Regions from separate parts of the Homo sapiens genome. Here regions 1, 3 and 4 are each linked to region 2. A link is a loop called in an ENCODE intact Hi-C map of the cell type or tissue named here. Cell type or tissue: heart left ventricle. All regions are shown on one strand. Links, peaks and the distances in the headings refer to the core of each region. The heading gives the core; the rest is flanking DNA. Region 1 overlaps GALNT18 (polypeptide N-acetylgalactosaminyltransferase 18). Region 2 overlaps GALNT18 (polypeptide N-acetylgalactosaminyltransferase 18). Region 3 has its middle 78 kb from the start of LINC02752. Region 4 overlaps GALNT18 (polypeptide N-acetylgalactosaminyltransferase 18).

The links. Peaks named below come from ENCODE experiments on the same cell type or tissue, not always from the same donor. Only the 100,000 strongest peaks of a DNase experiment are listed, where the experiment ranks them.
Region 1: it touches region 2 in a loop (2.1-fold over the local background); 14 of 110 quality-filtered maps call a loop at or near these places.
Region 3: it touches region 2 in a loop (2.7-fold over the local background); 5 of 110 quality-filtered maps call a loop at or near these places.
Region 4: it touches region 2 in a loop (2.5-fold over the local background); 13 of 110 quality-filtered maps call a loop at or near these places.

Annotation. Positions count from the first base shown.
Region 1 is chr11:11,523,468-11,530,830 of GRCh38, forward strand. The region is part of intron 1 of GALNT18 (polypeptide N-acetylgalactosaminyltransferase 18); the gene reads right to left. Among named protein-coding and RNA genes, the nearest start is that of GALNT18-AS1, 43 kb to the right of the region's middle. In heart left ventricle, for the core only: no CTCF peak of the experiment used is centred there; no DNase peak of the experiment used is centred there.
Region 2 is chr11:11,404,038-11,411,400 of GRCh38, forward strand. The region is part of intron 3 of GALNT18 (polypeptide N-acetylgalactosaminyltransferase 18); the gene reads right to left. Among named protein-coding and RNA genes, the nearest start is that of CSNK2A3, 54 kb to the left of the region's middle. RefSeq lists enhancers at 1-400, 1-942, 365-659, 4,829-5,330. In heart left ventricle, for the core only: a CTCF peak has its summit at 3,629; no DNase peak of the experiment used is centred there; H3K27ac peaks cover 883 bases.
Region 3 is chr11:11,033,994-11,041,356 of GRCh38, forward strand. No RefSeq gene overlaps it. Among named protein-coding and RNA genes, the nearest start is that of LINC02752, 78 kb to the right of the region's middle. RefSeq lists enhancers at 2,850-3,350, 3,351-3,851. In heart left ventricle, for the core only: CTCF peaks have their summits at 3,016 (motif pointing right) and 3,228; no DNase peak of the experiment used is centred there.
Region 4 is chr11:11,532,198-11,539,560 of GRCh38, forward strand. All of the region lies in intron 1 of GALNT18 (polypeptide N-acetylgalactosaminyltransferase 18), which reads right to left. Among named protein-coding and RNA genes, the nearest start is that of GALNT18-AS1, 34 kb to the right of the region's middle. RefSeq lists an enhancer at 5,892-6,720. In heart left ventricle, for the core only: CTCF peaks have their summits at 3,534 and 3,733; DNase peaks (open chromatin) are centred at 3,021, 3,540 and 6,234; H3K27ac peaks cover 4,589 bases.

The DNA.
Region 1 (7,363 bases), core at 1,173-6,172, 120 kb after region 2:
GTGCCACTTTGGGAGGCTGAGGCGGGTGGATCATGAGGTCAGGAGATCGAGACCATCTTGGCTAACACAGTGAAACCCCGTCTCTACTAAAAATACAAAAAATTAGCCAGGCGTGTTGGTGGGCTCCTGTAGTCCCAGCTACTCGGGAGGCTGAGGCAGGAGAATGGTGAGAACCCGGGAGGAAGAGGTTGCAGTGAGCCGAGATCGCACCACTGCACTCCAGCCTGGGCAACAGAGCGAGACTCCATCTCAAAAAAAAAAAAAAATATCGTACACCCTGCCTCCCTGGGAAAGGAGGTAGGACACACGGCTGCAAGCAACAGCAACAGCACTGGCTAACATGGGTCAGAAGTGAATTAATTAAAGGACACTGGGAAGCTCATGGAATTGCCAAGAGAGGTAGCGAACCAGGCTCTCAGGTCACCAAGAACATCACCCCAAATCTTATTACTTCAGTAGAGGACCCTCTGGGCACTGCCAATACTGTGGATACTGGGCACTGCATTGCAGCTACCAGCACCCCAAGAACTCAAGGCTCCTGGCACTTCAGCTAGTGCGAGGTACCAGCTCTTGATTCAAAGTCTTAAATCAAATACTTGTGACTGATGTAGCCCAAGTCATAGACCTGGCCCTAAATCCAAGAAAGGCTAGAAATCACTTATCTAGTAGAAGCCTGTTCTGATCAGCCTCTCTTCCTACCAAGACTCAAAAAGTAGGGAATTTCCCAAACATAAGAAGTGGGCTCAGATGCTAGGTGGCCCAAAATGACACATGTCTAACAAATGAGGAAATTGGAGTTCTTCAAGATCCTTTTCAGCAGCATGACTCTATTTAATTTCATGGATTTCAGCAGAGTATATTATAATTCTCATTTATCTGCCCTCCTTCTCTGTGAAATATTACACATAGTTATTTATTACCATTGCCTTGCAGTATCCCTCCATCCTATGGGAGAATGGTTTCTCAATAACACTGAGCTTGAACCTGTAACTTGCTGTGATCAATGGGATATGATATAAACTAGGCCCTAGCAGAAGCTTTAGGAGCCATTGCATATGGAGGCTCTCACTTTCGTTTTCTCTTCCAGGAAAATGGTGTGTTCCAAATAGGGATTGGTCCTTCAGCCTGTGCCTCAGAATGGGAAGACACGTGGAACAGAACCTAGCAGAGCTGTGGCAGCCACAACTGACTCACACAGTCTCCAACTTTAATGTGAGCATAGAAATAAGTGTTTCTTATTCTAAGTCACTGATTTGGGGGCGGGAAGCTGTTTGTTACAATAAAACAGACTGATACACATTTATGGAGAACCAGTCCATACCATTGTCTAGTGAACAAACGAAATGTATAAGTAAATAGGACTCAGTCTCTGCCTTCACGACATTTGTCTGTGTCATTCTTGAATCATAGCTGGCAGAGAGTGGAAGTGTTTTAAGGGAAGCATAAACACAAGCTCTGAGAAGCAATAGGAAAGGAGAGAGAGATTCTGTCTGGGGTTTCCAGGAGGCTCCCAGAGGATGCAAAACTCAGACTGGATCTTGAAGACTAAGTCCAGGGTTATCAGAGAAGGTTGAAGAGAAAGGAGGGGATTTCATGCAGAAAAACCAATATACAAATTCAGAGAGGTGCAAGAAAAAAAATACATATATATGCATGAATACATTCTGGTGTTGCCGGAATATAGACAGGGTGGGGAGGAGGAGAGGTAGGAAAAACAACGAAATGGAGGAGATTTCGAAAGGCCCAGAATGCCATCCTAGCAATTTAAACATCACTCTCAAGGAAACGCGAATGACTGAAAGTTTCCACTGGATCCTTACCTTCTAGGGTAATAGAAATATTACCCTAGAAGTGGTAGAATGGAGGTGAATGAGAAGCAGGGAGCTCAATGAATAAGAAAGACTGTTAGATGAAAACCAGTGCCAGATGATAAGGTCCTTATCTGAAACAGCGATAGTAAAAGCAAAAAAGTTCACGAAACATTTCAGTGGCGAAATCGGTAAGACTTGATTGGATGAGGTTGAGACAGGGAAGAATGAGTAATACACAGAATACAGGGCTACTGATTTTATCTAAATGGAGAATGGAGTCAGTTGTGGATATGGAGGAGGTAGGAAGGGGAACAGGTTTGAAGAAAGCTGATGATCTGGTGTTGTGCATATTACTTTTTTTTTTTTTTTTTTTGAGATGGAGTTTCGCTTTTGTTGCCCAGGCTGAAGTTCAATGACACTATCTCAGCTCACCACAACCTCCACCTGCTGGGTTCAAGCAATTCTCCTGCCTCAGCCTCCCGAGTAGCTGGGATTACAGGCGCCCGCCACCACGCCCAGCTAATTTTGTAATTTTAGTAGAGACAGGGTTTCTCCATGTTGGTCAGGCTGGTCTCGAACTCCCAACCTCAGGTGATCCGCCCGCCTCAGTCTCCTAAAGTGCTGGGATTACACTCATGAGCCACCGTGCCCGGCCACGCATATCACATTTGAGGTGTCACTGCAACATGCTAATGGGGGTGACCAGTTGGCAATTGGAAGACACGGAAGAAACTTCCATCTGCCTGGAGTGGGGGAAAGGTATGAGAAAGGCTCCAGAGGCAGTGTAGACATTTGCTGTAAGTATGCTAGGCGTTCTCAGGGACAGGATGTTGGAAGAAAAGAGAGCAATGGCATTTTAGGCAGGCAGTCAGGGATGTATAAAGCCATAAAGGCAGGATGTCATCAGGGAAGACCAGGAAGTTAGATGTGGGTGGAGGGAGGGAAGCCAGTATCGGCTTTTCCATGTAACAATTTCCCGCAAGCCATGGGCCCGGCCATGGATCAAACATTTCTGTGAGTGACAGACTGTTTGTGTGATGGTAGAATAGCACGACTTTGTGAATAAATTCATAGACTCTTACAAGTAGACTCCTGGAGTCTTTGATGTTCCTTTAAAAATGCAGCGCTGGTCCCTTTCTGGCATGTATAGTTACTTCTTTCATTGTCTTTCTGCTATAAAAACCAGAACATATGTAGTTATTCATGGAAGTAATAAATACATCATTCTTTCTTTTAAAAATATATTTCTTTTAAAAATATAGTGTATTTGTCAGGGGAGAGCTGGTTATATTGCAGTAACAAAAACACCCCAAATACCGGTAGCTTATATCACAAAGGCTACATCTCAGGCTACACGTCCATCAGGATCACCTAGGATCTCTGCTCCTGTGTCATCATTGTCACCCTTACATTGGGAAAAGAGCTGCTAGAATACCTGTACCATTGACCATTGAGCATATATTGGCTCTTAAATTTTCCACCTGAAAGTGACATGTCACTTCTGCTCACATTTATTTAGCCAAAATAAGTCACATGGCCAAGTGTGAAATCCAGGGAAAGTGGGGAATATTACTCTCCCGCAGGAGCACAGCAGCTGTCAGTGAACAGCAATCCAGTCGAGTCCACGCCACACTCTAAGATGGACAGGTTCCTCAATGTCTGTGGGAGTCTTGCACCTAGACTATGACAATTATCATCTGATGTGGGTACCCTCTCTTGAAGGAGCCCGACACAGGGAAGATGCTTTCTCATTTATAAATGCATTTCTCCAGGCCTTGACACCAGATTGCCAATGACCTTGGCATTCCTGGCCAGGAATGTTTCCTGTCTAGGTCTGTACTCCCTGCATAGTGATCCTTCCAAAAGTCTTCATTGTCTTGAAGGCACCCCCCAACCCCTGTCCCCTGCCAACTCTGCACTAAGGATGGAGACGAGCAGCATCTGCTTCTGCTTCTACAGTAGCTTTTCTCTGCATGAAGAAAATCTGGCACAGAACCTATGTTTCACTATCTAAGACACTTTTTTGATCAAATGTCCCCATGGTCTGCTGTTGGATTGGGGTGTTTCTTTTTACCCCTGCAGATACTTGTTTGCCTTTCGAGTCTCTGGGCTGATGCAGTCAGCTCATTCCGGTACAAAACAGGGACAATAATTATTATTCTTACGTGGTTCTGCAATTCACAGATTTTTCCTAAGTAAATGTCCACATGAGCTTTATTCTACAGAACTGTAAACAGATGCCACAAAGCAGTGTCTCTGCCACCAAGGTTCACCAATTAGAGGTACCAAGCCATGAGCAATGGCCCATGAAATATTTAAAATTCTTCAAGATTAAATATATATTATACATTTTTAAAACCCTAAGTCTAAATGTATTTATAAAGCCAGATTTTATTTTCCATGTTCTGCTTTCTAGAACAGAGCTCTCTGGGCATAACAAATTCCTCCCCTCAGTCTTGAAGAGCCCATCAAAGCCAGGCATCTGCAATGAGCTGTTTTCTATTCATTGCCTGATGGACATCAATTATTCTCTATTTTCTTAAACTGTGAATAGTAAGAGACTGTTAAACTCAGGCACCCTAGCAGGAGACAAACAGCAGAGGCCCTGCCACTGCCCAAACCACCAATACCTCTAGATGCCAGGCAGGCTGGCAGCTGGATATTTGCTGAGCATTTCTGATATACCAGATACTGTGCTAAGCACTTAGCATGGGTTATCTTATTTAATACTCATAACAACTCCATCACATAGGTGCTGTGATTACCCCCATTTTACAAAGGAGGAAACTGAGTCCTAGAGAATGTTACGGAAAGACAGCAGAGAGTAGGTGACATATGAATAGAGTCTTAGAGGATAATTGGAAATTATTCAGGAGTTCAAAAGAGGAAGGCCACCCAAGCAAACTGAATGACATGGATAAAGGCATGGAAATGCAGAATAATATTGTGTGTTTGTGGAAACGTATAGACTAGGAAGGCTAAAGCACAGAGTACTTAGGTAGAATTGCCTAAAATTCCAACTAGGAAGGTCAACTAAGGCCAAATTTTGACGGAACTCAAATGCGGTGTGGAAGAGTTTGGGCCTCTTACTTCAGAGACTAGACAAGTAACCAAGGAGAGAAGTGGGCAGGTGTAAGACAGTAAGGAGTTGTGAGGACTGTGGCAAACCAGAAGGTACACACCTTCAGCTGTAAAGGCAATCAGATTCTTTAAGTGTGAGCTGAATTTGGCCTTTAGGGAATCAGCTTGCAAACTCTACAAGGCAATGAGAAGCTGATAAGGGGAATTAATCAGAGACTGATACTGTCAGATCTTTTTGTTAACAAATCTCCCTGACAAGCATGTGGATGATGGGCTATGCGGGGCAAGACTGAGAACAAGGGAACCACCAAGGAGGTAGATGCAGGAAAGTAGAAAGACATGATGGGAGCTAGGACCTGGGTGATACCAATGGGTAGAGAGAGAAAAGTGATAGATTTGAGAATGGAATATTAAAAAGGAAGAAACTGGCAGGACTCAATTCAAAAAGGATATAGGGGAAGAGGGCATGGGAGTTTCAAAGATAATGCCCAAGCCTTTGGTGCAAACCATGGGGCAAAAATTTGCTGTTAAACCCAGGGAGTGGAGGAGTGAAAGATAAGAAGTGTCATTTCAGATAAGCTGATGGGCAGAGTTTTGACATTCTGCTACTATGAGAGGCCCTCAGGGCTAGTGTGGGTCTTGGCCAAGACACCTTGCTAGCTCCATGGTCGAATGACTAAAGGGTCCATCAAAGAGAACAGCCTCTTCTGTATTCCAGGGGTTTACCAAAAGTTCCAGGAGGTACTACTAGTGCCTTCCCTGTGTTTCACCAGGATACCCATTGATGCATGAGGTCACCAGGTACCAGATGTGATTTCATGTGTCAACTTGTCTGGGCCATGGGGTGCCCAGATATTTGGCCAAACATTATTCTGGATATGCTTGAGGGTGTTTTTGTATGAGATGAACATTTGAATCAGTAGACTGACTATATGTGGGTGGCCTTCATCCAATCTGTTGAAGACCTACCTGAATAGAACAAAAGGCTGACCCTTCTGTGAATGAGTGAACCCCTCCTACCTGACTGTTTGGGCTGGAACACTGGTCTCTTCCTGCTTTCAGACTCTAAATGAACATTTGTTCTTCTTGGGTCTCAAGCCTGCCAGCTTTTGGACTGGAACTTACACCATCTGCTCTCCTTATTCTCGGGTCTTCAGACTCAGAACTACACCATGGCCTCCCATAGACCTCCAGCTTACCAATTTCAGATCTTGGGGCTTCTCCGCCTCAATAATAGTGTAAGCCAATTCTTTATAATAATCTCCTTATATATATATATACACACACACACACACACAGAGACATATGTAGATCATGTTTGCCACATGTGTGCACGTGCATGTTAGAGGGGAGAAGGAGAGAGAGAGAGACTGTATATGAGTGTGTGCCTACGTATGCACATGTACCTATATGTGAATGTGTGTATGTCTGTGAGTGTCTTAGAGATTGACCACATATGTATGAGTGTGTATGTGTGTGAGTGTGTACATGACTGTATGTCTTTACCCAGGTTTAACTCTCCTTGGCTTTCATACTCAGTATGAATTATTCTACAGAAACATTCCTGCATCTTTCTGAAGTTCTTCAGAGTCTGGACCTCAGCACTGAAGGGTGCTTGAGCAAGGCAGCTGGAAGACAGCTCAAGTGTCACAGACATACTGACATCCCACCTAGCAGCTTTGCTTGAAGTCAAGGCCTTAATTGCACCCCAGGGCCAGGCCCTCCATCCCCTCCTCCCCAACACAGGCTCATTCACATGCACCGGCTTGTGATGCCTCTAGTAAGGAGGCCAGGCCAGCCAGAGAGGAGGGAAGGCTGGAGCGAGCAAATTCCAGCCCTAAAGCAACTCAGAGTGGGGAAGGGGCCCCTGGATTCCTGCCATCTTTAGCATGCACTTAATAACTTAAGGCAATTTTTTTTAAGTGAACAAATGCCCTCTGTCCACAGCAAACAGGAAGGCAGTCCTCTTCCCTGGGCTGCTGACGGGGCCCTGTCTCTGCCCCCAGGAGACACCTTCAAGCTGTGGGTGCTGTCAGCAGTCATTAGGGCAACATCAACTGGACCTGAATCCACACAGCACTCTGGGAAGACCCTGCTCAAAATGCCAGTGGGCAGGACAGGCCCGTGAGCTTTGTGATCTGGAGTGCATTTTTCAATTAACCCTTCTGGAAGTCCATCGGACCCAAACAGGCGTGCCATAGGCATCCTCTAGAGGAAAAGGAAAGGCAGGCAAAAGACTAAGGAGTTCTCCAGACCTCCCAGACCACATAGAGCTGGGACTGGAGGCCAAGCTCCTGACCTCCATTCTACCTGCCCAGCACTTGGACAAAGTCACCTGTGGAGCCCTTCAGTGTTCACGACCCAAAGCCATTCTGGTCAGCTGTGCTGCTGGTTGGAGAGCACAGAGTTCTCTTGTCAACCAGCACCACAAACGTACTGTCCACTGGGTGCCCCACAGAAGCTCAGCATGG
Region 2 (7,363 bases), core at 1,215-6,214:
TTCTGAGGGAGCTGTGCCCAGAGATACCAGGCAAATGATGAGCGAATGCCCCGCCACTTGCTGGCAGCAGGAGGAGAGCATTCCCATGTCTCATGGGCTCCCCATGAAACGGGCTTTCTCTTCCGTAAAGGAGTGAGTGTCTAGGGGAGTTCATGCGTGCACGGCATGGAGCCAATTATCGCTGCTCCAGGAAATGGGGATGGCATTGATCACTGAATTCCCCAGGGGAGCCCTGGGCTTCAGTGCCAATGCCTCTGCCTCACCATCCATCTGTGAATAGGGGTAAGACAAGCGGGTATATTAGTTGGATTCAACTTCGGCTGCTTTTATTCTCTCACCCTCCCTAGGGAAAGCAAATGCCCATGAAATTTAGCAAGGCAAGAGGAGCAGGAGCAGGAGCTGAAGCACTCAAAGGCTGATGTAAGCCCTGGCCCGGAAGGAGTTAAGGATCAAACGGCGCCCAGGGAGTGAGCCAAACATTCCATGTTATAGAAGTAAGGAGAGTCACGTGGGAGGAAAATGTCTGAGTGTATCTGAACCACGGCTCCATCCAAACCTAAGCCCTCCGCCCCACCCTGCGTTCTGGAATTCCTCTCAAGCTTTACTGCCCGCAGCCATATTCTCATTCAAATGGGACTCTCTCTGTCTCAACTCTCATTTCAACCTAACTCTGACTTCATCTCAACCTTAACATCCTTTTGACCTCAACCTTCCTCCCGGCTCCAGCCCCGCACAGACCCTGACCATACCCTGGCGACTCCATCAGCTATGATTTCACCACCACCTGGCCTCAACTTGAACATGCCCCAGCCACACCTAACCCAGACCTCAGCAGACCCGGACTCCACTCCCAGCCCATGGCCACCCAGGCCAATCATGTTTCCTAGAGCAGAGCATGAAAGGGGTCCCGCCTGTCATGGGGGAACAGATGAAGCAACAGAGCTGCTTTGCTGTGCTCTGTGTTTCTCCTTCCTATTCTCCCACATAACTGTATGTCAGGTGGCCAGACACCTTCTTGTACCTTAGAGAAGTCAGACTCAGTTACCTGACACTTCTGTGCCTTGAGCCCCGGCCGTGGCAACCTGAGTCAATGGCCTCCACTCTTATTTCTCTCCACTCTGTGCTGGGTAATGGGAGGCAATGTGGGGTGTGGGTGGTCAGGGCAAGGTGGATACAGGAGACAGCTCCTCTTCCCTCCCTTAGTTTTAGATTTCTAGGCTGTGAAGGAGACTCATGAGAAAACCACGGCATCACTGTTAAAAATCATTTGGTTTTATTCCCACTACACTTATATTGTTTTTAAGACAAAATTAAGACCATGGTTATCTCCTCCACAGAGACGAGTTAAAATAATCCTTTTCAAAGTGAATTTGAAGTGGCTAGACTTTGGAAGGAATGAGATGGAGGTGGAAGGGTGTCGCAGATTTTCACTGACTTGGAGGAGGAGGGTACTTGTGCACATGAGTCTGGGGTTCAAGGTCTCTTCTTCCATGGGCTTTTGGATTTAGAGCAAAGAGAACCACATAGAAGCAAGAGGGCTCTTTGTCAGGGGCAAGTCTCAGAACACAGGAAAGGATCACATTTTCTCCTTAGGAAAGTTAGAGAGACGCGCCGAATGCAGACCACAAGTGGGGGCCCTCTGAGGGCGCCTTTTGTCCAATCTGCAAGCTGGGAGATATCTTTTCAATGCCTAGAAGCTATCAGATGGAAGAGAGCAAGTTCACGTTTCCTGAGAGTGAGAAAAGTCAAGATTACTCATGCAGCGATGGGTAAGAGTTCTATGTGGCAAGGAGGACATATGGGTGTGTGATCCTTCCATGCTATGCCTATATTCTGCATGTCTTTCTTGCTGCAGGCAGCCTTACTGCTGCACTAGTCCTAATTTGATTTTTAGCACCTTCAACATGGTCCTCTACAACAAGCAAGGTGTCGGCAGTCCTGCTGGACCAGAAGCCTCACATCTCATCTCACGGAGGTTCATAGCAGAGAGATCGGAGAGTCCCAAACAGCTACATGAGGATAAACATTCCCCCACAGTGTATCTCCCTATTGTGATTTTCTCCTTGTGAACTGTGTAACTTATATCATCATCTTAATAAAAATATATCTGTGAGAGCAATTGTATGTCATTGAATTTTAAAATAATAGCCATATTTTCCAAGCACCTACTATGGGCTAAGCATATAGCCTGGGTTAGTGGCTGCCAGGGCTGTTGTAGACAACCCTCCTTTGGTAGGTAGGAGGATAATCATCATAATGTCTGCAGTTTCTACAAGATAAGAGTCTGTTGTAATGACTCAGCTCAGCTGTTTATTGTACCTTTTCTGGTTTTCCACCTTGGTATCTGGTGACAACTATCAAATTACAGTTAAAGGTTGAAATATTCTGTCTCCATAGGGCTAACTTTTTATACTAAATGAACTGAAAGCTGGTAAGTATCACAAAACGCTGATATTTCCAGCCCCCTGTCCATCTCCAAAGTCGCTTGCAGAAATGGTTCGACATTTATGTACTATTTCAGCCATGTTGAAAGGAAGGGATGGTTCCCAGTTGCCATTGCAGTACAATAAAGGCAAAGTTGAACACCAGGGACCCAGAGGGTTAAAATGCCATACAAGTCGGGGCAGTATACCAAAATAATTTCAAAATGTGGCCAAAGCCATATTCTGGAATCACAGTCATCAAAACAAATATGATAATCAGAATACATGGGAGATGCCTGAGATAAAAGCCAGCAGAACAGAAAGGACATGGGAATTATCAAAGTCAAATATAGTCCAGGGTCATGTCCTTGGCCAGTGGATGTTCCCATCCCCGCCCTTTTGGAAGAAAGCCCAAGGCCTTGCCCCATAGGTGTGGGTCTTCAGGTTCTTTGCAAGAGGGTGAGGCCAGGAGGAATATTATCCCTGGAGGGTTTGCACTGAGGTGAGGGTCTCGGGGCCAGGTTGGACCAGGAGGAGGCCTTCCTTAGGACAGCTTAGAATAGCCTAAGTGGAGAAAGAACCTACTCAGTTCAGGGAGGAAGCAAGCTCATTGCCAAAGTACTGAGCCTAATGGATTTAAACCAGCAGATTGCCAAGCCCAGGACTTGGGAACAAGCTGGGATTTTACACGTCATAGGCAGAGACAATGTGTTCAGGCCAAGGCCGTAAAGGGGAGGAGTGCCTGAGGATGGCTGTGGATGGCAGGGGCTGGTTTTAAAGGTTGGCGTGTCCAGCTGACAGTCATCCTTCTTTGCAATCGTGTGGCTTTCTGACAGACCAGGCAAAAGGCTGGTGCTGAATCGCTGAAAGCACCCTCCAATCAGATTAGCAAACATTCCCTTGAGGAAACAGACCAGGCCACTTCTGCAATGAAGAGGCAATTAGGGAAGCTGCCTTCCCCTGAGAGAGCCACCACCGCTGAGACACAGCCTGTGCCACTTCAGCACACACGTCTCTGTTCTGCAGAGCCAGAGATAAATAGCAAAGGCCACTGGGCTTCAGCCCCATTTATTATTATTCAGAAACAGCACTGCGGAGTGTTCTCAAAGTCAGCTGCATGATGTAGCCAGCCAATGCTGCCAGATGATTTAGGGGACAGGAGAGGAGATATTCCCAGTAACCGTGTTATCCCAGACAGTCAGGAGGCACTGCAGGACAAGGGAGCTGCAAAACTTTATTTGGCCACTGAACTTAATAAACCTAAAAGGAGGGCAAAGGAGAAGAGGGAGCATGGCCAAACAAAGGTTTGGAAAGCTAAAGGAAAAGGGACCAGATCCCCTGGGATTACGAGCAGCAGGAGTAAAGAGCGGCAAGCCATGGCTGCTCCACAGAAGAGAGGGAGGGAGGCCAGGGCAGAGCTCCCAGCTGCCTGTTGGATGCACCGAGTGGAGGCCCCACCCGCAGTCATTCACTCCTTGAAGCAGTGTGTCCTGAGCGCCCTATAAGAAACATTGTGTCTAAGATGTAGCCCTCTCCCTGAGGAGTTTACAATAGAGCTGCCCAGAGAGAGAAATTATACAAAACAGTAATCAGAAAACCATACATTAAAAAGTATATACTACTGGCCAGGCGTGGTGGCTCACGCCTATAATCCAAGCACTTTGGAAGGCCAAGGCAGGCGGATCACTTGAGGTCAGGAGTTTGAACCAGCCTGGTCAACTCGGTGAAACTCCATTTCTACTAATAAATACAAAAATTAGCCGGGTTTGGGGTCGGGCGCCTGTACAATCCCAGCTACTTGGGAGGCTGAGGCCGGAAAATTGCTTGCCGGGAGGCAGAGGCTGCAGTGAGCCAAGATCGTGGCACAGCACTCCAGCCTGAGTGACAGAGCAAGACTTCATCTCAAAAAAAAAAAAAAAAAAAAAAAAAAGGAATATACCGCCATGTGGCCTAGGGGAATGTTCCTCTCAATGAACAGATCAGAGAGCACCCAAGATTTATGCAGAGAAGACTCTGGAAGAAGGTGAGTCGGGCAGAGGAGGCATATGCACACCAAGTCGCATTCCTGCCTTCCAAGAGTCGCCGTCTCTTTGGGGTCACCTGTTGTGACTCCTACTCTCCCACTTAAACAAATGTTTCTTATATAAAGGAAAAGAGGCTGCCCCCTCAGTCTCTGTGGGGAACTGGCAAGGCACCCACACCTGCATCGTAGGCAGGAGGGAAGGTCTATTTTTGCTAGGACCCAGTGCTGATCTGACATGCTAACAGCCCCTACTGGGCCCAAGTCAGTTTCCATGGCGTCTGGAGCCTCCACCCTCACCCCTGACCATAAGTTCCTTGAAGACACAGGATGAGTATATATGGCACAGGGCCAGGGTCAGAGCAGTGCTCTGCAAAGGAACCACTTGATTTGGGTCAGTGAAAAACTACATTCCTAGGCTGTTCTCAAGGCTGACACGTGAGCCCAGATGATCAGGCTCCAAAAGGCAAAACAGCAGCAACCCACAGACACATATGTGCGTCCTAATCACCAACTCCTCCAACTTTGACGTGGTGGTGAGGCATTGAGGTGTCACGATGTATTTTTCAAGGGAATGTGTCTTTAATTAAAAACAGCCCTGGTACCACAGGCTAGAGGTGAAACCAGCATTTCCTTCCAAATGCTACCAACAGATGCCACTCCCTGCTGAGGCGTGGGAGGCTGGTGGCTGGTGGCCTTCTGCCCACCTGCTTCTAGCTACTGGCTCATGGGGGCAGCCAGGATGCTCTTCTCCCCAGCTCCCTGCTCAGGGTCAGCAGCTCAAATCCTGGGAAGGAAACTCAGTCAGTGTCTGGGTTCCTAGTGCGTGAACTCCCTAAAGGCAGTCTGTATCCCTGTCCTCCCACAGGGCAGGCCCAGCAGGTCCCAGAATCAAAGCCGCCTCTGCTCTCTGCACAGTCTGGTCTGGCTAAAGGGCAAGGCCTGGAGAGAGTTTGGGACTCCACCCGGCCACAGTCCTGGGACTCGTCAGATCTCTATCTTCACCACAAGCCAGCCTTCCTGTGCTCAGCCAGGTCCTCTAGGGGACCCCGGTTCCCCAAAGTGAAGCCCCATGATACATCTGTACCCAGATAACTCCCCGTATCCTCTCTGCCCACCCCCACCCCAGCTCCATGCTCTCCCCAGTCACTAGAGGCAGCTCCATGCAGGAATCTCTGATCTCAGCCCTTTCTAAAGACAGTCATTGTGCCCTGCATTTTATTCAATGTTGTCCTTGGTTCTAGCTTTGTCCCCAAATTACTATGTGAGTTGGAACGGGGAACTAATAAGGGGACTGGACCAAGTCCTGAGTCCCCTCTGCTATGTGAGTCTCAGGTCTTCTTTCCTCTGTGGGCTGACTTCTGTCTGTCTTGTCTGAGGTCACCTCTATCCCTGCTATCTATGTAAACAAAGATTAATACACAGTGACAGGTCCATAGCTAAACCTTAAACTCCATTGGAGCAACTAGAAGTTAACTCAAAGCTCCCTGCACTACCAGGGTTACGCCCTGCAGCACTATCAGCCAAGACAACAGCATGGGCTGGGCACCCTCCGCCTCTCCCCACCCTTCTTTGTCTCTCTGGACGGGGCTCCCTGGCCCTCCCACAGGGGAGGATCAGAGACAGTGGGAAACTCAGAGAGAGGGTGTTTAATCTCCCAGCCTCTCCCTGTCAAGGACTCCCTGTGCTGGCTCCTGTTTCCCTGTGTCCTCTCTCCCTTCAGGCCTGGAGTAGGAGGGATTCCTGCTGTTTCTAGCCCCAGGGTCTTGTGCTGTCCCTCCTGGCAGCTTCCTTGCATCCTGCTCACACCTCTACACTCATCTCTTGATGAAACTGCTCAAATTACCCACTTTGAGAGTGCCACCTGCTCCTTGCCAGCACCCTGCCATCAGATCCTGCGGTCGGGGGATTGAAGATTGTGTGGAATATTGGGGGGAAGGGAAGTGAGTTCAGAAGCAAACCTAGGAAAAGCCCTAACACATTTTTATGTTCATTATACTCAAATAATAAAGACAGCAAATGAATTAAAGGGCACATCGGTGGTATTTTTACATGTCTTAAATGAGCAATCAGGGGCACTGTATAATTAATTTCCATTTACCATCCTTTGCTTGCTAAAACTTTCTCAAGATTTCTCACCCCTGCAGTTTTCAATGACACACCTGAAAGTCTGCTTTGCTTTGCTGCAGATAATATGCACACTAAGAGGCATTTTCCCCTGGGTCTGGAATTTTAGTTGAACGATGGCTGTCTAATTTTATGGCTCAGAACTGGTGGCTCCTGTCTCCTGTCTTACTGCGTCTCCAGAAATGCAGCAGCCCTTGGTGCTTCAAGTGAAAAGGCCTGGGTGACCCTTACTTAACCCAAGCTGTTAGCTGTCACTGAGACAACATCTCTCAAGCCCTCCCCAGTATACATAGGGAACTATACACTGGCACCCTCCAAGACAGCCTCCTGCTAGGACATGTTAGAGACAGTGGGGTCCTGGCTTGACTCTGTCAATGCCTCCTGGGTGCCACAGCCCTTGGCAGGTTCATAGAACTTAGTGGAGGCTGGGTGCAGTGGCTCATGCCTGTAATCCCAGCACTTTGGGAAGCTGAGGAGGGAGGATCACTTGAGCCCAGAAGTTAGAGATCATCCTGGGCAACACAGCAAGACCCTGTTTCTAAATAAACAAAAATAAATTAGCTGGGTGTGGTGGTGCATGCCTGCAATCCCAGCTACTCGGGAGGTTAAGGTGAGAGGACCACTTGAGCCCAGGAGATCTAGGTTGCAGTGAGCTGTGGTCACCACTGCCTTCCAGCCTGGACAACATTTTTTTCCCGCTGTCTACACACGAGGAGTGATCTGAATATACTAGAACTGAAATCCCCAGGACAGAGGGCAAGGTTTGCAGAAATAAGCCCTTGCTTATTATAAG
Region 3 (7,363 bases), core at 751-5,750, 370 kb before region 2:
ACGGTGAAACCCTGTCTCTACTAAAAATACAAAAAAATTAGCCGGGCGTGGTGGCGGGTGCCTGTAGTCCCAGCTACTCGGGAGGCTGAGGCAGGAGAATGGCACGAACCTGGGGGGCGGAGCTTGCAGTGAGTGGAGATCGCGCCACCGCACTCCAGCCTGGGCGACAGAGCGAGACTCCGTCTCGGGGGAAAAAAAAAAAAAAAAAGAAAATGGGCAGAATGTATAATATCAAAATAATGGCACAACCGCTCTGGAAAACAGTTTAACAGTTTCTTTTAAAAAAATGCAACTGCCATGCTACCTAACAATTACAGGTTCAGGCATTTCTCCCCGAGAAATGCTTACATTTACAGTAAGCAGTGCACAGATATTTATAGCAGGTTTATTTGTAATAGCTAAAAACTGGAATCAGTCCAGATGTCCTGCAACAGTTGAATGGTTAAACTATCTGTGGTACGTACATATCATGGAATACTACTCAACCGTAAAAGTAACAAACTACCTGTACTCATATATGCAACAATTTGGATCAATCTATAGGGAATTTTGCTGCATGGAAAAAGCTAATACCAAGAGGTTGCATACTGCATGATTTCATTTATATAACATTCTTGAAATGAGAGCATTTTAGAATTGGGAGACAGACTGGTGGTTGCCCAGGGTTAGGACCTAGGGGAAGGCGGTTGGCGTGGGAGGAAGATAGGTGTGATTATGAAAGGTCAGATGAGGGATCCTGGTGGTGTTGAAATGTCTTCACTGTGTGGTGGAGGCATGAGCGTAACACAGGTGATAACAATGTGTGAAACACCCCCCACCCCACAAACACACACAAATCCGTACAGGTAAAGTAGGAAATCAGGATAAGATGTGTGGATTGTGTCAGTGTCAATCAGTGATATTGTACTATAGTCTTGCAAAACAAAACAAACATTTTGTTACCATGGGGAAGCTGGACATAATGTACAAAGACTCCCTCTGTATTATTTCTTATAACTGCATGTGACTTTATAATCATCTCAATAAAAGTTTCAATAAAAAATAAGTTAAAGCCAAAGCCTACGGGTTTTTAACAAAAACCTCGAGGAAAACTTAAAGAGCTGTCCACCCCTGCTTTGAGAATGTAGAGTCCTGGATAAGCAATTAAGTTTTGTTGAGACCAGCACTTCTTTTTTTTTTTTTTTTAATTTTTTATTATTATACTTTAAGTTTTAGGGTACATGTGCACAATGTGCAGGTTAGTTACATATGTATACATGTGCCATGCTGGTGTGCTGCACCCATTAACTCGTCATTTAGCATTAGGTATAACTCCTAATGCTATCCCTCCCCCCTCCCCCCACCCCACAACAGTCCCCAGAGTGTGATGTTCCCCTTCCTGTGTCCATGTGAGACCAGCACTTCTTAATTGGGGTCAGTACCACCCCATGGGGGTGTGTTTGAAAATGTCTGGGAGTGGTTATGGTTGTCACACTGACTGGGGGATGTCTTTGGTACTCAGTGGACAGGACCAAGAATGCTAAATATCCCGCAGTGCCTGGGACAACCTGACACATGGTGAGAATATTCTTAACCCCAAATGCCAGCAGCATTCCACTGAGAAACAAGATTAGATGGCTAAAATCTTAGCAACTATTTAGATAGTTTGTGCCTTAACATTTAAGTGAAATCTATGCTTATTCTATATCTTGTCATCATAAAATTGAGTTTCTAAGTCTGTTTATTAATGGACAAAGAGCCTTCCCTTAATATTAAACATTTTTAAAGTTTAATTTTTAAATAATAGTTTTAAGCTCAAGACTCTAAAATTGTTATAGGAAACATTTATTGCAATATATTTGTTGTAATGAAGAATATTTCATTTTTTTTGGAGAAAACAGTCTTTTTTTATCTTGTTTAAAGTTGTGAACTATATTTTCTGCAGAAATTTGATCTTCACCTTACCTAACCTTAACCTTAACCTTCTTAACCTTAACCTTAACCTTTGTGATGATGACATCACTGATACTGTGCTAATTAACTCAATTAGTAGAAACGGACAGTGTGAACTACTTTAAAAGAGAAGCATAGCTGGAGATAGGTTTTTTTTCAAAGTTTATTTTACAAGTAAAATATAGTGAATTTGATTACCTCAAAAACATAACAGAGAATCTCTTTTTCATGCCATTTCTCAGTAAGGTTTTTAGCTCTTCTCATTTAACTTTTTCTTTTCTTTATGAAGTCCTGAGATAAATGAGCCATTTCTGGAGGAACAATCCAGATGGCTTTTGCGGTCACCATCCTGGAGTATGAATTGAGGAGGAAGGCGTTCTTTTCAAAATGAGCCACAAGCAAAACTCCTCCTGGTTGGTCATCCATTCTCTGCCCTGACATGTTGTGTGCAGAAACCCATGTGACAGCATGAGTGTGTTGTGTGGATATGTGCTTCCCAGGACAGGATTATGTACAGGGGAGTTGTACAGACATGGAGTGTACAGATACATTGTAGAGACAAATGTTAAAGAGACATACAGTGTACAGAAATTGGATTGTAGAGATATGAACTTCACATACAGGAGTTACAAAAGCATGGTATGCAGATTGGATTATTGAGATGCAGGTTGTCTAGACACTGGCCCTGAAGGCATAGGTTGTGTAGACACAGCCTGGGACCAAGCTCTTTGGTCCTGGCCTTAAAGCAGGGTGTGCAGCATGAGCCCAGTGATGGTTGCCTGGCTATGTGCCAGAAGTGGGACTCTGATGTCTGTGCAGAGGGTGAGGGCAGGACGGTATATTCTGCCACTCTACTTTGAGCACTGGCTTTGAAGCTTTCCCTCCAATGCCATTCCCACCCCCAAGGGACTCAGGAAATGACTTCTGTCTTTTCTTTGATAGAACAAAGAAAGAGAGAGTTCTAATAGATGAGAGAGAGAGAAAGAGAGAGAGAGAGAGAGAGAGAAAGAGAGAACACCAGATTCAGACACAGAAGGTTCTCAAGGATGACCATGGTGAAGTCTGGGCTTCAGCAGGTCTTACAGACCACCAGGGGTCAGTCTTGGGTTCTACAAGAGGAAACCAGGAGGTATTTGCTCAGCACTGGTTCTCACCTGAGGACCATTCAGAGGAATTTATTCCACTTTAATATACTATGGTGTTAGCAGCTTTGAAATTCTTTACCGCCAAGGGGGCCTTAAAGCCAATGAAGCAGGAGTCTCAGGAATGACCCGTATGTCAGGCCTGCTTGTTTATAATCCTCAGGACCACAATAAAAGGCAAGTTTAATCGCCTGGTGATTCGGGACTTGGGGGCCCAAGTGTGCTAACCCACCCGTCAGGCCCAGGGGTCTGCCTGAGCTTGGGAGGGAGGGAGTTTGGGGCTGGGCCTGGTTGGGAAGCCTCAGGCCTGGGCTAGGTCCAGGGCTGGGCTGGGCTGAGGCTGGGGCTGGAGGGGGCTTCAAGTGAACTTTGGTTCTGAGGTCACTGGTTTTCCTGTTGTAGTAACTGACTTCACAGACTCTGTCAGGATGAAGGAAGACACAATGCTGCCAGTACAGCTGCTTCTACAGGAAGCCCCATCCCTGATAGCTAAGGCTAGACTCAGCTTGGTACTTAGTGATAAAAACAAGAACACTACCACAGCTATTGCACATTTACTATGTGCCTGGCACCACTGTAAGCACTTTTGTGCTTCTTTAATCCTCATAAGAATCCTAGGAGGTAAGTACTAGTATTATCCCCATGGACAGATGAGGGAAGTAAGGTTTAAATAACCTAAGTAACTTGCCTCAGGTCACTCAGCTGGTAAATGCCACAGCTGGGGTGAACCCAGGCACTCTGGCTCCTTAGCCATGCTCACAACCCACACTACTAGATAATACTGCAACGTTAAGAGCCTTTGGAGAGTCTATATGTCAGCCCTCTTGTGGCAGATGAGGAAACTGAGGCCCAGACCCAGGTCACATAGCTGGTGAGTGGTAGAGTTTGAACCCAGACCCAGGTCTCTGGCTCCCAGCTTAGAGCTCTTGTCACAATACCATGCAGCCACCATTTGCACCAAACCAAGTTGCAAGACATTTTAGCTAAAATGCAAGCTTTGGGTCAAGGAATTGGAAAGGGCCAGAATTATCCTACGGTCTCCCGGCCTCATGGGGTTGAATGCTTCATAACTAAGCCCAGGCACTATCAGCTTGTCAGAGGGTAGGGGCCAAGGACATGGCCCCTCCAGCTGCAGACAAACTGCTGGGCAGGATCCAGGCTGGGGTCAGCTAATAGCCCCTACACTTCCACCCCCATTTCCAGGCCAGGGGGACACATCCTGGACAAGCGAGAAAACCTGGCAGAAAGAAACAGAGAATTTTTCTTCCTTCAGGCAAACAGGCTCCTCTCAGATCAGAAACTGTGACAGGGTTTTCATGGGAGGTACAGGCTGTGATAGGAACAGAGAGCTCTGGTATAAGCAGCTCTGAGAGAAGGAGTAAATCATCTCCTGAAATGTTCTGGGCAGCTGCTCACTCACTAACAAAAATACCCTGCTTGGCACAGCTCTGGTCACTCAAAAACTACTCCAGGGACCTGGCAATTTTCAAGGTGTGGCTCTGCTCTTGAGGAAGGCAAAAGGAACTGTTGGGAGAAGAGTGCAGTGTGTGCCAGGCCCTCAGAGCGGGGATGCAGGGGAGCCCAGAGGAACTCTGAGCAGGGCTAGGGGTAGAAAATAGCAGTGCAGAGCTCAATGGTGCCTGCGCCTCCCAGCTCCCCAGCAACCTGCGCTTGTGCCTAGCTCAGCAGGTGTTTGTTGAGTGGAACTGAAATCAATAATGAGAAAATCCTGAATGAAGGCTCCAAACAACAAATTGCTCAAGTGTAGGACGAGGAAAGCTGGCTTAGCAGAGGCCAGGGTGCAAAGCTCTGGGGAGCTTTAGCTGAGTGAACACTCATTATGAGCCAGCTATGTGTTGTGGCTGTCAGCAAAGCTAATGAATCTATCCTAAATTGTGCTACCGTCAGCTTCGATTCCAGATCAAAGGGGAAGATAATCCCTGCAGGCTTTGCTTTGGTCAGCCCATCAGTCCAGATCTGAAAATCCATGTCCACTTCTGGGCCTCACATGTTTAAGGGGATTTGGGCAAATTGGAACATATTCAGAGAAGAAAGATGCAAAGATATGAAGCCATGTCATGCTGACTGATGCAGGACTGGGACTATTTGGGCTGCGAAACATTGGTCTGGAAGCAGGGAAGAGGAGGGGAGCTGGCGGTTGTTTTTGAAACTGTGAAGGGCTCTTGTGGGAAGGGAGAATTAGGTATTCTGATTTGTACCAGAGGCAGCAAAGAGTTAAATAAGAAGCAGGAGATTTGGAGCCAGACAGATGTGGGTTCATGTGCTGGCTCCTTCTCATTTTACCAGGTGACAATGGTCAAGCCACATGACCTCCTCAAGCTTCAGTACTAAATCAGTGAGATGGAAACAGAAATGCTTATTGCTCAGCACTGTCGGGATTATACACCCAGCACAACACCTTCCCCATAGTGGCTACCCAAAGACCTTTTCCCTTTCCGTCCAGAAGACAGAAGCTTCCCAAAGGAGTACCATGGCAGGAGGAAGGGCAAACTTCCTCACAGTCATGGCTGGCTTCAAAAGCCAACTTGCTTTTTATGTTGCTTTGTTTATGTTTTTCTCCTAGAAGAATGCTTACTTTTTATTCCCTTTCCTTTTGGCCTGTGTTATCATAGTTTCTAATATAAATTATTGAGTCACTTTGCATTTTTTAAAAATGAGAAACAGAACACACAAGTACAAGGCATCTAGCCCTAACAATTGTTTATTTTCAACCAGGGGCTGCTTGTCTCTTTGGTTAGCGCTGAAGAGGCTCTTTTAAGTCTGAAAATGGACTTCTCATTCTGGGGCTGGATGACTCACCCGAGCTTAATGTCCCTAGATGGGGTCCCCATCCCATCCCCAAAGCCTCTGTCCTAAGTTCTGCAAAGGGTTAGAGGCCAATGTCTCTGTCCTAACCCCCACCAAGACAGCTAACCTGGGGTGAAAGATAACTCAGGGGAATTATTAGAACATGTCTGGCTGCTTCTGTAAATGTATGAATAGAAGCCCATTGTCCCTATCATTCCTGACTTCTGTTGGGCCAGGCCTCAGTTAGTCCATGCTGATGGGCACGGTGGAGGCTTTATCTGTTAGACTCCTTGGATGGAGGCTCTCTTGGAGCCTAGGACTAATATCCATCAGCAGAGGCAGGACAGTTCTCACTCTGACGTTCTGCAACTCCCTGAAAGTGTAGAGAGAATGGGTGCAGTCAGAAGAGTTTATGGACTGTCCGGGTGGCACTGATGGGCCCAGTGAGCTGTGTAGTGAGTGACCTATGGAGTTTGGAGATTGGGGGGCCACTGGCATGTCATTAACTCAAAGCAGCAAATGAGGCAGCATGGTTGGAGGGAGGAGCTGGATTGGAGGATGTGGCGGGGGAGCCCAGGACTCAGTGAGATGGTAGTCTTGCGTGTCGCTTCTGGAGAGATGGATGAAGTCAGAAACAGGAGAATGAACAATGAGGCCTGTAAACAGCAGAAGTGAAGAACAGGATGGGATAAAGGCCGTGGAGCAGGACACACAGTTCAGGGCTGATGCCATGAGCAGTGAGAGGGCTGGAGGGCGTGGCAGGGGTACGGGATAGTGGATTGAAGGGCCAGGGAACACGAATACTGGCCAAGGGTTTCCCCAATAGGCCTCTATTGATTCCCAGCACAGAAAAGTCACGACCTCAGTTGTACATTGTGGAGCATGGTCAAAGCCAAGTCCTGTCTTTGACGTTCATGCCAAGCCTAATTGGATCCAAATAAGGTCCGTATGCTACAATTGTTTGATGTCTCTCAAGTCTTGCTTCAGTTTTTCTTTAAAGTTTATTTGTTGAAGAAAGAGAGTCGTATGCCTTGTAGTTTCCTACAGGCTGACTTTTGCTGCTTGTCTTCCTGTGGTGTTATTAACACCTTCCTCTGTCTTCTGTATTTACCCTAGCTTGGTAGGTAGATCCATAAGTTTGGTCAGATCCAGGTTTGAGTTTAGACCATCAAGAAGTACATAACATCTAAGTGCCTCATACTCTGTGATGTTACAACTATTGAAAATCATTGGCTGGATCTGTCAATTCATTTTGGCTGGATTGCAAAATGATGATAGTTTACTTCTACCATTTCTTCTTTGTTTATTAAATTATTACATCTATGGAGAGAAGTTTCCCTTTATGAGCTATTTAATTATCCTGAAGTACAGTCATATAGGAAAGGCAGGAAAAAATGCTGGATTCTTTTTTTTTTATTTATTTACCAATTTGGAAAGTGTAAACACTTGATACGGTTCGGTCCATGGGGGTGCTTATCCCT
Region 4 (7,363 bases), core at 1,263-6,262, 130 kb after region 2:
GCAGGGAAGAGGAAGGGAGCGGAGAGGAGAGAGGAACAACAGGAAAAGATGACTATCATTCATTGAGTACCTGAGCTGGAGCACGGATTTTACAACCATTTCTCCATTCTAAAAACCAAGTAGACCATCGTTCATCTCTTTTTACAAGTAAGAAACCAGGGCTCAGAGTCTTCGGATAACTATCCTGAAGGCACACAGCTAATGAGCAGTGAGAGGCGTTCAGCCACAGGTGAGTCCAAGCCCTGGCCCTTTCCACTCCCCTGTGCTATTTCTCAGTCTCCCTTACCCAGAACATAGTCATGGCCACACGGTGGGCACTCAATCAATGCTCATAAAACCGAACTGAAGCTAAGAAGAAAATCCAATGGCATTCTTAAATACAAAGACAAAGCTCACCAGTCATGAAGAGAGCCAAGCTGGTCAATGCCTGTGCTCAGATCATCTTGAACAACATAATGGAATATGTCTATGGCTGCAGTCCTGGAAAAACACAGAGGGCTTCCCGCTGAGCTGCTTCAAGGCTGACCCTTGGTCAAAGCCATGCATGATATTAAATTCCAGGACAAGTGCTTTCTGACTGACGCATGGTTGAGAATTGGAGCCTCAGAAAGACTGAGCTCATCCCTCAGCCTACTCTCTTGGCAAGGCCAGGGCAAGCACTCAACAGCAGATAATTTGCAGACAGTCTATGCTGCTGATGGAAACTAAAATGCCAGGTAATTAACTAGATGGCAATAAGGGTGCTACATAATTGCCATAATAATAATTACTGTCATAATTCTTTGGAAGGTCAGATGGCTCAAAGTTTGAGACCTGTTCAGAGCTCAAAGTGGGGTCTGGGCACACCTGCCCCCTCATAGTAACCAGTGCATTGCCCTGCCCACCCCCATCCATGTTACTCCCCAGCCCTTAGGTAATCTCCAGAACCCAGAAAATGTTACAGCTGTCTGGCCTCAGAGATACCTGCCCATTGTGCCAAAGCTGGCAATGAACTCCTGTTCTGTTGAACTGCTACCAGGAATGAGGTAGCTTCTTTAGCTTGTTTCATCCTCAGGGCGCCCTATTAGTGATCTGTCATCACCTGCAGGCTACAGAGAAGAAGCTGAGCTCAGCCAACTTGCCAGCAGTCTCACAGCTGGTCAATGAGGAAGCCAGGATCCAAACCCAGGTACCCAGGTCTGCCTTGTTCCAAATCCTACTGTTTTTGCCATACCTACTGATGCTAACGCCCTCCAAGCCTGTTCCAATGCCACAGTGCTCTTTATCCACATACGTCTCCCTAAGGAGCCACCAGGAGTGAGGCGACGTTCGCTCAGAGACAGACACATGTACCATCTCCAGATCAACAGGACCTGGGCCCCTACGGCACTGAGTCAGGGCTAACCATGGCACCCCACTCTCTCCACACTGCCTCCTACTTTACCTCCTCTCCACAACAGCTATTTATAATCCTTATTTGTACAAACGAAACAGTGTATTCTGGCTTTTTTTCCTGCACTTTAAATAACTAAGTTATGGATAAAAGAAACAGAATGAAAATGTTATCCAATCATTGGCCTGCCCTGGTGCATGTCTGTGTATCTGGTATTTTCTCCCAGTGCCATTCCGAGTAGATGCCTCGTTTCTCTGCCTCATTATCTCCTGCTCTCCTTTGTGCTTCTAAACAAAGGTGACGTGGCATGGGGCCATGACTTGCTTACTGCCTGCCTGGCAGATGGAGTAGGGCTGGGTCTGTCATGTACCCCAGCCCCTCGGGAATTATAGTACAAGACCTAACATGGATTGAGCTGTGTTGCTATGTGCCAGCACTATGCATCATCTCACGCAGCCTCATCACACCCCATGCTAGCACCCCTACGTCACAGATCAGGAAACTGAGGCTTATAGAGGTCGAGTGGCTTGCCCAAGGTCATGGAAAGTGATGAAGCCAAGACTTGAACTAGGGCAACCAGACTTTGGTGTCCAGGCCCTTAGCCATGGGTAATAGGTTCACGCCTTTGACCACAGCTGGTCAGAACTAACAAACTCCAATGGTGACTCCTATCGCCAACCTGATGGCCCCTGAGGGAGGCTGATATTCAAAGAGACACACAATGACCATGAGATCTGCCAGAACCCTCTGAAGGAGGAAGTATTAGCCCATGGTAGGCATAATATGAAAGGAGAATGAGCTACTCACCAGCCATTTTGTCTCACTCTTATCTTGAGTAATGGGTTTCAATTAGTCAGTCAACAGACATTTGCTCAATGCCAACTCCATGCCAGACCCTGTGCTGGATGCTGCTGATGCAAAAGTGAATATAACACAGTCTTGTCCTCAAGATGCTTAGCCAGCCAGGGAGACAGATGAGACAGCAATAGCTGAGCCAGAGCTACAGACATACACACTGAGATACAGGTCTATCCTTGCCCAAGACGTCAGATTACCACCCCTCCTGCCATTCTATGTGACTTGAAAACTTCCACCTTTTCCTCAATCCATTTTCCATTGGCACTTACTTCATTCTATTTAGCAGACAAATAGAACCTGTGCAGTTCTTGCTGGATTCTTGATATATTCTCCACGCTGTGTTTACAAATACAACTGCAGACACAAATTTCTCCTGCCACCTGTCCTGCGAGGTATGCTGGTGGCCTTTAAATGCTGGATTCTGTTGATGTTCCTGGTGCAGCAGCAGCAGTACATGCAGCATGCAGCAGTCTGCTCATGTCCCCTGCAGCACGGGAGGAAAACGGCACAATGCAGTGGGGACGCCATGGGGCAGGGAGCCAGCAGACCTTGTTCGGGTCCTGGCTCCACTACTGTCTTGCTGAGTGACCACAGGCAAAGCTGTTAGCCTCTCTGAACCACCATTTCCTTGTCTTTAAATTGAGGAAATTGAATAAGGAGCTTCATCAGATCCCTTCCAAAGTCCCGTGGAGTATCTGCATGGCTCTCAGCCCACAGTGCAGTGCTTTTTACATAATACAAAAAGAATGAGTGTGAACAGCTGCTGGTGAGGCAGACCCTGGCCCCCGGCCAGTTGGAGACCAGGGCACTCTGGTACCATGGGTAAAAGCGTGAGATACTGAATGAGCAGACATGGTGACCCCTGGTTCTGCCACTGAGCAGCTCTGCAACACAAGGCAAGTCAGTTAACTTAGATGAGCCTCAGTTTACACAGTAACATGGTGATAACATTTTCTGCATTGAGTTGGTGTGAAGATTATTTGAAATAATGTGATTTGAAGCACATAGCAAAGTAATAGATGCAACCTCCAGTATTATTCTTTTCTGTGCTGCCCTTATTGTCCATGGAGGCCAAGTTCTGATGTCCTAGGGCTGACTCCTGGTTCTCATGGGCTCCATTTTCCACAAAAGGGCTACTAAGCTCATGCCAGCTCCTTCCCAGGGAAGAGAACCCTGCCCTGTCCCCAGCCCACAGGCTGGGCTCAGATGCCGTTGGCCAGACCTTCTGACCACCCAGCCGGCCGAGCTTCCACAGCCAATCCCTGCTAGGTTTGCCCGCCTGCCTAGATCCTGTGACTTCCTCCAGGGAGTGATGGTGCTTTCAGCTGCAGCCTACCCAGTAAATGCATTTCCTGCCAGGCTCCCACCTTCCTCCTGCATCTGCCCTGGGGACTGTTGTATGCCATGTTTGTCCTGCTCCCTGGGGCCTCACAGTGGCCTGCTGGCTAGACGTGCTTTCCTGCCTGTTCCTCACTTCCTGTAACTGCCTCTGGAGCCCCCAGAGAAGCTGTGTGAAATCACAAGAGGGCCTTTCCCATGTAGAGGGTGGTCCCTATCCACGGAGGTCCAAGTCCTCCACCCATTTCCCATCCAAACACGTACACAGTAATTCATGGTTTAGTCTAAGCAAGCAGATCTTTCAACCTAGGTTCTCTCTCCAGCTATTCCTGACTATAGTTTTAAGGGGCCTGTACAGGAAATGACATGAAATTATCAAGACCTTGGGCTAAATTGGACACATGGAAAAGACCACTCAGCAATACTAATAATAAAATATTTCATTTATTGAGCTCCAGGCACTTTGTATACATTTCCTCACTGAACTCAATCCAACAGCTCAGTGACATAGGTACTAACATTATCTGTATTTTACAGAATAGGACTGGACTGGTTAGCAAACGAAGTTTCCAAGATCACACAACTGGTAGGTCCAGGGCCAGGCTGTTCAACTAGGTCTGTCTGCTCTAAAGCCCCAGTGCTAAGCCAGGTTTCTATCCTGCCTCCCAAGACAGTCAAGGTGGCTCTGGACCCTCAGAGGAAGGCAAGAGGGAGGAAACCAGGGCTTCCCCTCCTTACACCTCACTAGGATCTGATCAGATGCTGCTATTCTGGCCTCTGATAACTTCTCCCTTCCTGACATCAGCTTCTTCCTCTACAGCTCTGTAGTCGATGAAACCCGCCAAGACCTTTAGCAACTCCGTATCTTAGAAATGAAAATTGAGACAAAAAAAAAAAAACCTCCTGGTCCCTGCATGCCACTTACATAGATCACAGCCAGAATGAGTCTCTAAAGAGAAGGACTTACAGACTCTGCTAATTGCGTTTAGCAAAATGACGTTCAGCTTCACATGTGGTAGGTGCACACCACTGTTATGCCTTGTGCATTCCTGCTTTGCAAAAACAATGACCAGAGCTTCATAAAGTGGTGCTTCAAGGCAGAATGTTAAGGCAAAAAAGAACAGGGCTTGGCCAAAGCCAGGCAGCACCACTACCTAAGTTTCTTATTTAATTTCCTGAAGTATGTGTGGTGCTGGTTCTTCCTGGATTTGTCCAGGCCATCTCACGCAGTTACATTTTTACTCTGCACAGTGAGCAGAATGTTTTATGTTTTATATAAAAATGAATATACTGCTCACTATGGATCAGACACTGTTGCAAGTGCTTTATCCAGATCAACTCTGCTGATCTTCATAATAATTCTATGGGAGAGGCACTGCTGTTAGTCCTGTTCCAAACATGAGGGAACTGAGGCACTGAGAGGTCATCCAGCTTGCCTAAAGTCACACAGTTAATCGGGGTGGAGCTGTGAGTCAGTCTGCATTTTTAACCACTGTGCTACCCTACTCTGTATTTCCTAGGAATCTGTTCAATATACAAATAAAGATAAATATATTGCTTTACCTTTGTAAGGCTTTTAAGATGAATACACAAGTCAGGGAAAAAAAAATCCTTTAACCATAATTCTTTGGAGAATTTAGAAAATGTGGTCACCAGGATACAGGCAATCATGTTTTATAAGGAGAAAAGATTTTGTAGGTCTGCATGGTGTCTAGACAGGGAGCTGAGAAGAAAGGATATGTCCGTGTGTCTCCAGGGCTGCCCAGAGAACAGGAGCTTCACTGAAGACTACAGGCCCTAGTGATTAGACAGAAATAGCCCAGCCATGGAGAAAGTCATCCCTAAGCTGACTGGGTCTGGAGGAAGCAGGTTATAAAACACTGTTTCCCAAAACCCAGTCCTTGGACTTGCCACAACAGAACCATCTCAGGATTTTATTAAAAATGTTGATTTAGGACCTCACCCTGGACGCATGATCAGAATCTCTCAGGAAGGAATAAAAGGGAGCATAACCCAAAACCCTGAATTTTTAACAAGCTTCTCAGATATTTGGATTACAACGAAGTTTGGAATTCTCTGCCCTAAAAATCTGATGGCTCTATTTGCTGTGAGAATCTGTGCACTGTGCATCCTTGGGAAATATGACCTGGCCTCCGAATAAAGGATGAGTTACAGCCCAGCCCAGTTCCATGGCCAATTTTAATCTAATACAACTATAATATAATAACAACAATAATGATAACTACCAATTACCGAGCACTTACTACATGCCAGACACTGCTGAGTGTTTTACTAATCTTATTTATGTTAACTCTTATCACACCTCTGTGCTGGAGTTATCATCGACCTTGTTTTGCAGAGGGTGAAATTCAGGCTGGAAGAGTGGGTGACTAGCTAAGGATTACACAAAAAGCAAGCAGCAGAGACAGAATTCAAACCCAATCTGACACCTTGACCTTTCTGGTTCTGAGCTCAAGGTCAGTGTTGCGAACAGCCCGCCCTGCCACCACCATCCCCAGGGCTATGATGGGGCTGGGAAGGCCACTCACTAAGGCCAGGGTGTCCTTTACTTGGCAGGGAGCAGCTGGAGGAGGGCTGCTCTTTCTGCCGCATGTTCATTTCAGCTGAGCCACCCGGGGTGTCTGTCCCCAGACGTGGACACCAGCCAACATGCTGGGCTGACTCCAGCTCCCAGAGGCCTGGGCCTGCAGGGTGGGAGAGACCAGCATACCACAAGCACCCTGTGGCCTCAGCAACTAGTGTGAACTTTTCCCTGCTTGCACCAACAACCCGATAGCCCTGGAGCTCGCGGCACTCCTCTCAGGGGCCTCGTCAGCAGCTCCTATCTGGGGATGAAGCACAGGCTGACCTGATAGTGAGTCCTCCCTTCCTAGAGGTGCCTCCCGGAGCTCTGGTTTCCCAGTCAGTAAATGGGGACCTTAACAGGGCCTCACTGGGCCTTTGGAAGGATTAAGTGAGGCGCCATCTGGGAAGCACCTGGCCCCAGGGCCTGCACATCGCAGGCCCGCTGATCTCCTTACTCCTGCTGCTGCCTCCTTTAACTTCATGGCTGTGGTTCCCATCTGCACAGCACTGCCTGGCCTCCCACCCAAACCTTCAGAGATCCCAGTAAAAGATGCTTTGTCAACAGAGGTGCCCCCCAGATCCCTGGGTGCCGTGGGCCTCCCTTTTCACTCAGTCCCAGGATGTGGGCATATCCAGAGCAGGGACCTAACTATCTTGTTCTCTGTGACATCTTTGGGCTAGAGGAGTGCCTGGCAGGGAGCAGGCACTAATGTCTGCTGAATGAGTTAATTCAGTCGCTGAACAAATGGGAATGGTGCACCTGCTTTGTGCAGGTCCAGTGCTGAGGGCAAACGCATCTGGGGCACAGGGCTCTGCCCTCAGATCTGATATCCAAGGCTCCCTCTCAAGGGCCCGGTGCCAGTAAGGCGCCCTTCCCAGCACCCACACCTCTGCTGCCCCAAAGCATGGCTAGTAGCCTTGAAGCCACACTGCCTCCCCCACAGTCTTCCCTTCAGCCAAGCCTCCCAGAGACAGATGCTCAGACCACCCTCTCCTTCTGCAACTTTCTATGTGAGCCTAGGGCACAAGCCAAGCCCAGAGGCCTCTCCTGAAGAGTGAGCAGGTCGCTTTCCTTTGGCCTGGCCACCCTTCCAGAGAGCTGTCCTGAACACCTCGCTGCCCACAACCTCCTGCAGGAAAACCACAGGCAAGGCAACTATAGACACGAGCCAAACCCAGGAGGAGATTCACCCCTGCCCTTCAGAAGAC